Regions from separate parts of the Homo sapiens genome. Here region 2 is linked to region 1. Evidence: read pairs that join two places in POLR2A ChIA-PET (ENCODE). Cell type or tissue: OCI-LY7. All regions are shown on one strand. Links, peaks and the distances in the headings refer to the core of each region. The heading gives the core; the rest is flanking DNA.

Region 1 (2,906 bases), core at 191-2,690:
AGTGCAGTGGTGCAATCTCGGCTCACTGCAGCCTCTGCCTCCAGGTTCAAGCGATTCTCATGCCTCAGCCTCCCGAGTAGCTGGGACCACAGGTGTGTGCCACTGTGCCCAGCTAATTGTTTTGTATTTTTAGTAGAGGTGGGGTTTCACCGTGTTGGCCAGGCTTAGGTGATCCATCTGCCTCAGCTTCCCAAAATGCTGGGATTACAGGCATGAGCCACCACGCCCGGCCCTAATTGGTCTTTAAATCCTGCTCATTCTTCTATCTCCTCCCCCACCCCAAACTCCATCCCCAGGTCACTGGCATGGTTTCCTGGATTTCAGGCACACCTTCATTTAATAAATATTAGGTCAGTGACATATAAGGCAGACATGATTCCTGCTCTGGTAGGGTCTATTTCCTGGGCGGAGACGCCATTCCTCCAGTCTGTGCCCCCAGATCCCAGTCCGAGTGGCTTCTGGAACTTTGTAAATATCCATAAATGTTTCTTGAATGAATGAGTGAGTGAGAGAGGGAGGGAGGAAAGGAGGGAGAGAGAGGGATTCAGGGACCTCCAGCCCTGTCTGTGGTCCTCATACTGTCCCCATCCTATCACCAGAACTGATAATGCTCAAAGGCCCCACTGCTCTTTTTATTTTTATTTATTTATTTATTTATTTATTTATTTATTATTTATTTATTTTTGAGACGGAGTTTCACTCTGTTGCCCAGGCTGGAGTGCAAGGGCGTGATCTTGGCTCACTGCAACCTCCGCCTCCTGGGTTCAAGTGATTGTCCTGCCTCAGCCTCGTGAGTAGCTGGGATTACAGGCACCCGCCACCACATCCGGCTAATTTTTGTATTTTTAGTAGAGATTGGGTTTCACCATGTTGGCCAGGCTGGTCTTGAACTCCTGACCTCAGATGATCCACCCTCCTCGGCCTCCCAAAGTGCTGGGATTATAGGCGTGAGCCACCGCACCCAAGCCCCACTGCTGTTTCGGATAAAGTGTGAGCGCCTTTGTGTAGCTGAGGTGGTCTGGTCTCTGCTGATTTCTCCCACCTTCCCTCCTCCCAGCCCCACTCCGATGTCATTCCCTAAGCCTTCTAGTTTCTTTTTTTTTCCTTCATCCTTATCTGCACGTATTGGCAAACTCCTACTCTTCCGTCAGAACCCTGCTTACATCGTCACCTCCTCCAGGAAGTCTTCCTCTGTCCTCTCAGGGTATACGGGAGCCTCATCCCTCCCTTTCCTGCCAGCTCCCACCATTGCCCTGATGGGGGCTCCAGCTCCTGCCCCCAGCATGGGGGGTCTGGCCCAAAGGACCATCTGTAAACACTTGTTCGAATCCAAGGCTGCCCTCCCCAGAAGCAGATCTGTGTACTTACTCCGACAGGAATTCAAACCAGGTCAGGTTCGAGTGGGCTCCTCCGGGGCTGGCTGACATGCAAGCCCTCTGCCGGGCCCTGCAGGATCAGAGGGGACAGATACCTGGGTCGGCAGCCTCTTCTCCCACTCACCTACCCCAGTGCTACCGAGTACAGGCATACACCAGGTACCCCGTCTAAGAGCCCACCTGTCCTTGACACTCTGGGCTTGTATATGAGACATTATGACAGGTTTTCCAGCAGAGGGCAGTAATGTGTCTTGGCTAAACAAAATCAGTGTAGCAGGAAGATGTTTTTTTTCTTTTTTAATAGAGATGGCGTCTCCCTCTGTTGCCCAGGCTGGAGTGCAGTGGTACAATCACAGCTCACTGCAGCCTCGACCTCCGGGGCTTGAGCAATCCTCCCGCCTCAGTCTCCTGAGTAGCTGGGACTATAGGCATGTGCCACCATGCCTGGCTAATTTTTAATTTTTTTTTTAACCAAGTACTTAAATCTTACACAGTTTTTTTTTTTTTTGAGATGGAGTCTCGCTCTGTCACCCAGGCTGGAGTGTGGTGGTGCGATCTCGGCTCACTGCAAGCTCCGCCTCCTGGGTTCACGCCATTCTCCTGCCTCAGCCTCCTGAGTAGCTGGGACTACAGGCGCCTGCCACCATGCCCAGCTAATTTTTTGTATTTTTTAGTAGAGACGGGGTTTCACCATGTTAGTCAGGATGGTCTCGATCTCCTGACCTCGTGATCCGCCCGCCTTGGCCTCCCAAAGTGCTGGGATTACAGGTGTGAGCCACTGCGCCCAGCCCACAATTTTTTTTTTTTTTTAAACAGGGTTTTGCTCTGTTGCTCAGGCTGGTGTGCAGTGGCATAATCATGGCTCATGGCAGCCTTCACTGCCTGGACTCAGCCATCCTCCTGCGTCAACACCCCCACACCCCCCAGAGTAGCTGGGGACTACAGGTATGTGCCACCACGCCCAGCTAATCAAAAAAAAAAAATTATACAGACAGAGTCTCACTCTGTTGCCCAGGCTGGTCTCAAACTCCTGGGCTCAAACAATCCTCCCACCTCAGCCTCCCAAATTGCTGGGATCATAGGCATGAGCCACCTCGCCCAGCAAATTTTTAAATGTTTTTTGTAGAGACAGGGTCTCACTATCTTTCCCAAGCTGGTCTCAAACTCGTGGCCTCCAAATGATCCTCTCACCTTGGCCTCCCAAAGTGTTGGGATTACAGTGGTATGAGCCACCACATCCAGCTACAGGAAGATTTTGTAACAGATGGCAGTGTCTTAGGCAGGAGGCACCTTCACCTGTTTGCTCCAAGGAACCCCTATGCCAGTGGCAGCCTGCTCCTCTCCAACTCTTGTCTTCTATCCTCCTCCCTCCTCTTCTGCCCCATTTTTCTTCCCTTGAACCCAGCCTTGTCTTTTTTCTATTTTTTTGAGACAGAGTTTCACTGTGTTGCCCAGGCTGGAGTACAATGGTGCAGTCTCAGCTCACTGCAACCTCCAACTCCTGGGTTCAATCAATTCTCCTGCCTCAGC
Region 2 (2,906 bases), core at 204-2,703, 890 kb after region 1:
GTAATTGCACCACTGCACGACAGCCTGAGTGACAGAGTGAGACACTGTGGGAGAAAAGAAAGGGAAGGGAACGGAAGGGGAGGGGAGGGGAAGTAAGGGGAGGGGAGGGGAATGTACTGGGCACGGTGGCTCACACCTGTAATCCCAGCACTTTGAGAGGCTGAGGCGGGTGGATCACGAGGTCAGGAGTTCAATACCAGCCTGGCCAACATGGTGAAACCCCGTCTCTACTAAAGGCACAAAAAATTAGCTGGGTATGGTGGCACGCAACTGTAATCCCAGCTACTCAGGAGGCTGAGGCAGGAGAATCACTTGAACCTGGGAGGCAGAGGTTGAAGTGAGCTGAGATCGTGCCATTGCACTTCAGCCTGGGCAACAGAGTGAGACTCTGTCTCAAAAAAAAGAAGGAAAGAAAGAAAAGAAAGAGAGAGAGAAAAGAAAGGAGGGAAGGAAAGAAGGAAGGAAGGAAGAAAAGAAGAAGGCAAGAAGACAGGAAGACAGGAAGGAGGGAAGTAAGGAAGGGAGGGAGGGAGAGAAGAGGGAGGAAGGAAGGAAAGAAGGAAGGAAGGAAAAAATGAAGGAATAAATTACAATTTGCCACACAAAGTCACTTGCCCATGGTCACATGGCTACTAAACAGTGAGCTGGAATTCAAACCCTGCTAGTTGAACCCTAGAATCCTGACACAGGCAGCCAGAGTTCCGTGTGGGGACCATTCTAGGTATATTAAGCAGACAGGAACTTAATACAAGAATCGATGGTGCTTGCAAAATCACTGGAAGACGCTGAGAGAGTGGGCTGTGTAGGCTTCTCAAATTTTACCGTGCAAAAGAATCAGCAGAACAACTTGCTAACGCACAGTTTCTTCAGTCTCACCCCCTCACAGTTGCAGATTCAGTAAGTAGGTCCGGGGTGGGGCTCAAGACTCTGCATTTTTAACAAGTTCTCAGGAGATGCTAAAGATGTGTGAATAAGACCACAGATTGAGCAGCCCCGGAATAGGTAGGACCCTCGTGACACCACAGAGCTGGGTCACCAAGGAGCAGCTCCTTTGTATAGGGAGAAAGGTGGAGAACAAAGAGGCAGTTACCAGAACTATGACCTGGAAATGGGTCCAACAAAGAACACGAATTCATGAAAATAAAATGTATAGCTCCACAACCCTGCTTCTCAGCAAGATATACACACAAGCCCACACTGCCTCACTTCCACTTTCTAAATCTCTCATGAGCATTTCTCATTGGTAGAACCAATTCTGCATCCAGAAACGGAGCAGCAAAGGCATCTGGGAAATGTAGGGGTTGGAGGGGTTTTTTGCAGCGTCTGCATTAGGAAGACGAGCCAGGGGCAAGGGTAGGTGAGAGGGGGACACGCGGAGAGCCAAGCAGTAACGTCCACCACTCTATGCTAGACACCAGGCACCCAGGCTGGAGCCTCAGTCTTCTTGCTACGTCCCCCTGCAGCCAGGAGTAAGGAGAGGCATGAGGGAAGCAGCGTGGACATCAGCCCACGGCAACTTCAGCAGGCCCAGCACAGCACAGCACAGCACTGGGTGGTAGACCAGCAATACAAAGGATTTAGGTAGCAGCATAATGGATAGATCTGGGTTGGGTTCCCCACTCAGCATCCTCCTTCCTTGCACAAGGCACTTAACTACTCAGAAGTGTACGGACTTTTTATTTGCTTTTTTGTTTTTTGTTTTTAGTTTATTAATTATTTATTTATTTATTTATTTTTGAGATGCAGTCTCGCTCTGTTGCCCAGGCTGGAGTGCAGTGGCGCAATCTCGACTCACTGCAAGCTCCGCCTCCCGGGTTCACGCCATTCTCCTGCCTCAGCCTCCCGAGTAGCTGGGACTACAGGCGCCCGCCATGACGCCAGGCTAATTTTTTGTATATTTAGTAGAGATGGGGTTTCACCATGTTAGCCAGGATGGTCTTGATCTCCTGACCTTGTGATCCACCCGCCTCGGCCTCCCAAAGTGCTGGGATTACAGGCGTGAGCCACCGCGCCCGGCCTATTTATTTATTTTTGAGACAGAGTTTCGCTCTTGTTGCCCAGGCTGCAGTGCAGTGGTGCGATCTTGGCTCACTGCAATCTCCACCTCCCAGGTTCAAATGATTCTCCTGCCTCAGCCTCCCAAGTAGCTGGGACTACAGGCACCCACCGCCACACCCGGCTAATTTTTTTTTGTATTTTTAGTAGAGACGGGGTTTCACCATGTTGGCCAGGGGCTGGTCTCGAACTCCTGACCTCAGGTGATCGGCCCGCCTTAGCCTCCCAAAATGCTGAGATTAGGTGTGAGCCACCACACCCAGCCTGGTTTTGTTTGTTTCTTTCTTTCTTTTTTTCTTTTTTTTAAAGTATTTCCCCAAACTTTGATGAGGCAGTTGCTTTGGGGGGTTCAACATTTTTTTTAGTCTCCTTCTGTCACCCAAGCTGGAGCGCAGTGGCACAATCATGGCTTACTGCAGCCTCGACTTCCTGGGCTCAAGTGATCCTCCTACCTCAGCCTCCCAAGTAGCTGGGACTACAGGCATGTGTCACCATGCCAGCTAGCTTTTCTGTAGAGATGGCGTTTCACCATGATACCCAGGCTGGTCAGAGGCTGAGGTGGGAGGATCCCTGAGCTCAAGCAATCCACCCACCTCGGCCTCCCAAAGTGCTGGGATTACAAGAGCAAGCAACCGCGTCCGGCCAGGTGTAGGTTTTTTTGTGTTTGTTTTTGAGACAGAGTCTCACTCTATTGCCTGGAGAGCAGTGGCGTGATCACGATTCACTGCAGCCTCGACCTTCTGGGCTCAAGTAATCCTCCCACCTCAGCCTCCTGATTCGGAACTACAGGCGTGTACCACCACACCCAGCTAATTTTTAATTTTTTTTTTTTTTGAGGTGGAGTCTGACTC

Evidence for each region. ChIA-PET counts read pairs that join two places held together with the same protein. Peaks named below come from ENCODE experiments on the same cell type or tissue, not always from the same donor. Only the 100,000 strongest peaks of a DNase experiment are listed, where the experiment ranks them.
Region 2: POLR2A ChIA-PET joins it to region 1 with 5 read pairs; 1 of 35 experiments calls an interaction of 5 or more read pairs at or near these places.

The regions. Positions count from the first base shown.
Region 1 is chr19:7,379,457-7,382,362 of GRCh38, reverse strand. It overlaps ARHGEF18 (Rho/Rac guanine nucleotide exchange factor 18), which reads right to left. Exons shown (of 29, transcript NM_001367823.1): 8 at 1,369-1,446. Among named protein-coding and RNA genes, the nearest start is that of ARHGEF18-AS1, 14 kb to the left of the region's middle. RefSeq lists an enhancer at 1,758-1,847. In OCI-LY7, for the core only: CTCF peaks have their summits at 1,399 and 1,599 (motif pointing right); a DNase peak (open chromatin) is centred at 1,612; H3K27ac peaks cover 1,011 bases.
Region 2 is chr19:6,487,950-6,490,855 of GRCh38, reverse strand. No RefSeq gene overlaps it. Among named protein-coding and RNA genes, the nearest start is that of DENND1C, 7.6 kb to the right of the region's middle. RefSeq lists an enhancer at 904-1,173. In OCI-LY7, for the core only: no CTCF peak of the experiment used is centred there; DNase peaks (open chromatin) are centred at 915 and 1,245; H3K4me3 peaks cover 1,243 bases; H3K27ac peaks cover 1,190 bases.